Regions from separate parts of the Homo sapiens genome. Here region 2 is linked to region 1. A link is an interaction called in ENCODE POLR2A ChIA-PET data of the cell type or tissue named here. Cell type or tissue: OCI-LY7. All regions are shown on one strand.

Region 1 (2,500 bases):
GAGGGGAATGAGGTTTGAAAAATTACTTATTGTAGGCTGAGTGCAGTGGCTCACACCTGTAATTCCAGCACTTTGAGAGGCCAGGGTGGGAGGATTACTTGAGCCCAGGAGTTTTCAGACCAGCCTGGGCAACACAATGAGACCTCATCTCTACAAAAATAAAAGTAAAAATTAGCTGGGTGTGGTGGCACATGCCTGTATTCCTAGCGACTTGAGAGGCTAAGGCAGGAGAATTACTTGAGCCCAGGAGTTCCAGGTTGCAGTGAGCTATGATTGCACCACTGCACTTCAGCCTGGGAGACAGAGCGAGACTCTGTCTCTCTTTTTTTTTTTTTTTTTTTGAGATGGAGTCTCGCTCTGTCACCCAGGCTGGAGTGCAGTGGCATGATCTCAGCTCACTGCAAGCTCCGCCTCCTGGGTTCAAGCCATTCTCCTGCCTCAGCCTCTCAAGTAGCTGGGACTACAGGCGCCTGCCACCACGCCTGGCTAATTTTTTTAGTAGAGATGGGGTTTTACTGTGTTAGTCAGGATGGTCTCGATCTCCTGACCTCGGGATCTGCCTGCCTCGGCCTCCCAAAGTGCTGGGATTACAGGAGTGAGCAACCGTGCCCAGCCCTGTCTCTTAAAAAAAAAAAAAAATTACTGGCCAGGCGTGGAGGCTCACACCTGTAATGTAAAAAAAAAAAAATCTAGTGGGTACAATGTTCACTATTTGGGTGATGGGTACACTAAAAGCTCAGGTTTACCACAACGCAGTATGTGCATATAAGAAATCTGCACTTGTGCCTCCTAAATCCATACAAATAAAAAAAAATGGCCGTGTACAGTGGCTCATGCCTGTAATCCCAGCACTTTGGGAGGCTGAGTGTGGATCACAAGGTCAGGAGTTCGAGACCAGCCTGGCCAACATGGTGAAACCCCGTCTCTACTAAAAATACAAAAATTAGCTGGGCGTGGTGGCAGGCACATGTAATCCCAGATACTCGGGAGGCTGAGGCAGGAGAATTGCTTGAACCTAGGAGGCAGAGGTTGCAGTGAGCTGAAGTCACGCCACTGCACTCCAGCCTGGGGGACAGAGTGAGACTCTGTCTAAAAAAAAAAAAAAAAAAAATTAGCCTGGCATGGTCACGTGTGCGTGTGGTCCCAGCCACTCAGGAGGCTAAGGTGGGAGAATGGCTTGAGCCCAGGAGTTTGAGGCTACAGTGAGCTATGATCATGCCACTGGACTCCAGTCTGGGTGACAGAATGAGATTCTGCCTCTAAAGTAAGTAAATAAATAAATACATAATCAAGCCTCCTTTGAATATTCCAGCCCTCCTTGCTCTGAGCTGCAGATTCCACCCTCTCTTACTGTAGGTTGCTATTGTTTCATGCTAAGGTTAAGTGAGGCCAAAAGGGTGGAGGCGTAGGACTGGTAGCCTTATAGAAAGAGGAAAAGAGAGAGATTGCTGTCTCTCCACATGCGTGCACTGAGGAAAGGCCATGTGGGCACACAGCTAGAAGGCAGCCATCTGCCAGCCAGGAAGAGAGCCCTCACCACACCCTGACCTTGCTGTTATCCTGATCTTAGGTTTTCAGCCTCCAGAACTGTGAGAAAATACATTTCTGTTGCTTCAGCCACCCAGTCTGTGATATTTTACTATGACAGCCAAAGCAGACTAAGACACTCCTCTAAGTCCCTCTCTATCCAGATAATCGTCGGCTGGGACAAACTTTAGACACTTCAAAAGCTTGTAATCCATTGACCTTGACTGATCATTAAAAATCTTCAACATTATAGCCCCATTATAGTCAGTCACATTTCATATTTATATATGCAGGTGATTTTCTCCACTATCATGAGGCCAAGCTATGGTGTAAGGAGATGGTTCTCCTGCAGCAGTAAATATGTCTAATAGTTGGATATTAATGTAACCATTAATCTCCCTAGTTCACCCTGAAAAGACACACCTTGTGTTTTTTTCCTATCTGAAAACTTCCAGTCATTACATCCACATGCAATTGCTGACTCCCAAGGTTGAATGAGCGGCTCATGGTCTTTAGGGCATGTGTTTATAAGAAGATAGTCTGTGTTTACATTGCCACAATACAATGTTACCTTCTACTGGCTGCCTTTCATAGGCAAGGCAACTGTTCAAAACAAATTGCTTGGCATCCTGTAATCCCAGCTACTCCAGAGGCTGAGGCACGAGAATCACTTGCACCTGGGAGGTGGAGGTTGTAGTGAGCCGCGATTGTGCCACTGCGCTCCAGCCTGAGCAACAAGACTGAAGCTCTGTCTCAAAAAAACAAAAACAAAAACAAATTGCTTGGCAAATGATGGTTTTTGCAATTTTGGACATGATGCTTAAGTTGACTTTCAATTTCCAACATGACAGACTACTGAAGTATGTTTCTTTGCAAAGTCTCTAAGATCTACTAAGTGAGGCTTTTAAGAAAGCAGCCTAGGCTGGGCACGGTGGCTCACACCTATAATCCCAGTACTTTGGGAGGCCAGGGC
Region 2 (2,500 bases), 540 kb before region 1:
GCCGGCGCATTTTAGTATTTTGGACATACTAGAAGACAGGAGACACATGCTTTAAAATCAACGCCGTCTGCTGAAGGGCTGTATTTCGAACGCGGTTAGAAGGGGTTACCACTCTCACCCATCAGGCCGTCTCAGAACTGGTGGAGGGTAAGCGGACTGCTGGAGGATGCCATTATTAATGCAGACGTTTTGGGACGCATCTGGCAGTATTTATACTAAAATACCACCAGCAGTGTCCCTTCTGGATAGAAACAATCTCCTGCCACTAAGTAGGATGACAGGCTGCCACATTTCTCGCAAGGGCATTATAAAGCATTTAAAGTCAACCGCGACTGAGCCGGGAGGATCGCTTGAGCCCAGAAGTTGGAGACCAGCCCGGGCAACACACCGAGACCGTCTCAGAAACAAGAAAGCCACAGCTAAAGCGTCCATTCAAGGCCAACAGGATTTAGTGAGCAAAGAGCCCTGGAACAGTGTTCCTGGCACTGCGGAAAAACCCTTGATTTTCCCGCCACCACCCGCTTTGTGACTTTGGCGCGAAAAAGCAGGTTCGCGCAGCAGCCAGCGCGGGCTTTTCCGAACCGCGCGCTCAGCTGGGCCCCACCCCACTGCGTGGCAGGCCAATGAGAAGGCGCGGATGGCCCACGCCAGCCAATGAGGGCTAGGCTCGAAAGCGCTCCCGCCAAGCACCGGAGGTGCAGGCGGGCCGGGGCCGGCTTCCCGGGGCCGCGAGGCTCACCTGGTGAGGTTCACGCCCATGGCCAGGTTGCGGTCGCAGCGGTAGGTGTCGAAGCCCTCAGACCGCAGGGTGAGCTGCACCAAAGAGACGTGGGACGAGTCCATGCTCTGCAGGTTTACACCGCTGGAGCTAATATCCCAGCAGGCCTCGTTGATGAGGTCCTTGAGTGCCTCCAACACCTTCTTGAGGATGGAGCCCTGGACCAGGCGCGCCTCGAACATGGTGGCGGAGTGGCAACAACGCCGCTACAGGCAGGCGGGAAGGAGGAAAGTCTAGCTGGTTTCGGCTTCAGGAGCCTCAGAGCGAGCGGGCGAACGTCGCGACGACCGGCTGAGACCTAGAAAGACAACGACCACTCTGCTACGCCTGCAACCGTTTAATGCCGCCGCGTCCGCAAGCGCGCGCTCTCACCCTGCGCCGCGTTGCGACGTCACCACGCTGTCCAGCCCACGGCCTTGCGGGGAAGACTTTAGGGCCAATCGTGTCCATGCTCCCCGCGAGGCCCGCCCCCTAGAGCATACATTGGAGGAAGCGGGCGCAGGGCGGGGCAGCGTCGCGCAGGTCTCCCCGCCTCTTTGACTCCTGAACCCGGCCGCAGAACAAGTCCGGGCATATGTGGAGATCGGGTCCCGGTCCCGGCTCGTCAAGCCCCAGCTTTATGGTGGCTCCTCAGCCTCCCACTACGTGGGTAGAAAGTTTCCAGCCACGAAAGTGAAAGTGAAATGCAAATCAAGCCTACCGGGAGGAAAAGCCTCCTTGCAGCCTGAAGAGAGTACAGCTGCTGCAAATATGCACTTTATTTTTCAATTACAGAATTGATGCGCTCGTAGGTGTCACAAGATAAAGAGGTGAATTGTTCTGTTAAACTTAGCTCCCTATCATCCTCTTAACATTCCCCCGCCAGCTCTTATAATCACTCAATCGTTCATTGTATAAAGCTTTTAAAGCTTTTTTAAAAGTTCGAATACACTTTTTTTTTTTCAAAAATGCACTCATTCCGTAAACACTTGGAAAAGTACTTAATAAAGTACATTTAATTTTATGCCACGTACATCTTTTATCATATCAGTACCTCTTTAAAACATAGCATCACATGTATATAACATAATTTATCAATCTCCTGTTGTTTAACTACAAACACCTTTGAGCACTTAGGCAATTTTGGTGATATCAACTCCTTGAAGTAATACAGCTGAGTCAAAGAGCGTACACATTTAATATTTTTTCTTTTCTTTTCCTTTCTTTTTGAGATGGAGTCCTGCTCTGTCATCCAGGCTGGAGTACAGTGGCGCGATCTCAGCTCATTGCAACCTCCGCCTCCCAGGTTCAAGTGAGTCTCCTGCCTCAGCCTCCCGAGTATCTGGGATTACAGGTGCCTACCACCACCCCCGGCTAATTTTTGTATTATTATTATTATTTTTTTTTAGTAGAGACGGGGTTTCACCATGTTGGCCAGGCTGGTCTTGAACACCTGACCTGAGGTGATCCACCTGCCTCGGCCTCTCAAAGTGCTGGGATTACAGGCGTGAGCCACCACGCCCAGCCAGAAATTTTCAATTGTTACAGGATGGACAGGATTTGTTGTTTCTCTCTTGCTTTCTTCACACCACTTCTCTTTAGTTACTTTTAATACCTTGGTCAGCAGAATTCTTTAGTTTTTCTACCATGTATCTAGGTATGGAGTTAGTTTTATTTGTCTTGTTGAGGGAACTGAAGATTCATTTCAAGTCTGACATATTCTCAATCATTATGGCTTCAAAT

Evidence for each region. Peaks named below come from ENCODE experiments on the same cell type or tissue, not always from the same donor. Only the 100,000 strongest peaks of a DNase experiment are listed, where the experiment ranks them.
Region 2: POLR2A ChIA-PET joins it to region 1 with 5 read pairs; 3 of 35 experiments call an interaction of 5 or more read pairs at or near these places.

What each region holds. Positions count from the first base shown.
Region 1 is chr20:5,661,512-5,664,011 of GRCh38, forward strand. No RefSeq gene overlaps it. Among named protein-coding and RNA genes, the nearest start is that of GPCPD1, 52 kb to the left of the region's middle. In OCI-LY7, no CTCF peak of the experiment used is centred here; no DNase peak of the experiment used is centred here; H3K27ac peaks cover 1,661 bases.
Region 2 is chr20:5,118,839-5,121,338 of GRCh38, forward strand. PCNA (proliferating cell nuclear antigen) reads right to left here and starts at 1,120. Exons shown (of 6, transcript NM_182649.2): 1 at 740-1,120; 2 at 1-28. The coding sequence starts at 960. PCNA-AS1 (PCNA antisense RNA 1) reads left to right here and starts at 748. Exons shown (of 1, transcript NR_028370.1): 1 at 748-1,131. RefSeq lists enhancers at 1-574, 314-463, 575-1,455, 904-1,073, 1,204-1,653 and a silencer at 654-713. In OCI-LY7, no CTCF peak of the experiment used is centred here; DNase peaks (open chromatin) are centred at 53, 643 and 1,233; H3K4me3 peaks cover 2,065 bases; H3K27ac peaks cover 2,009 bases.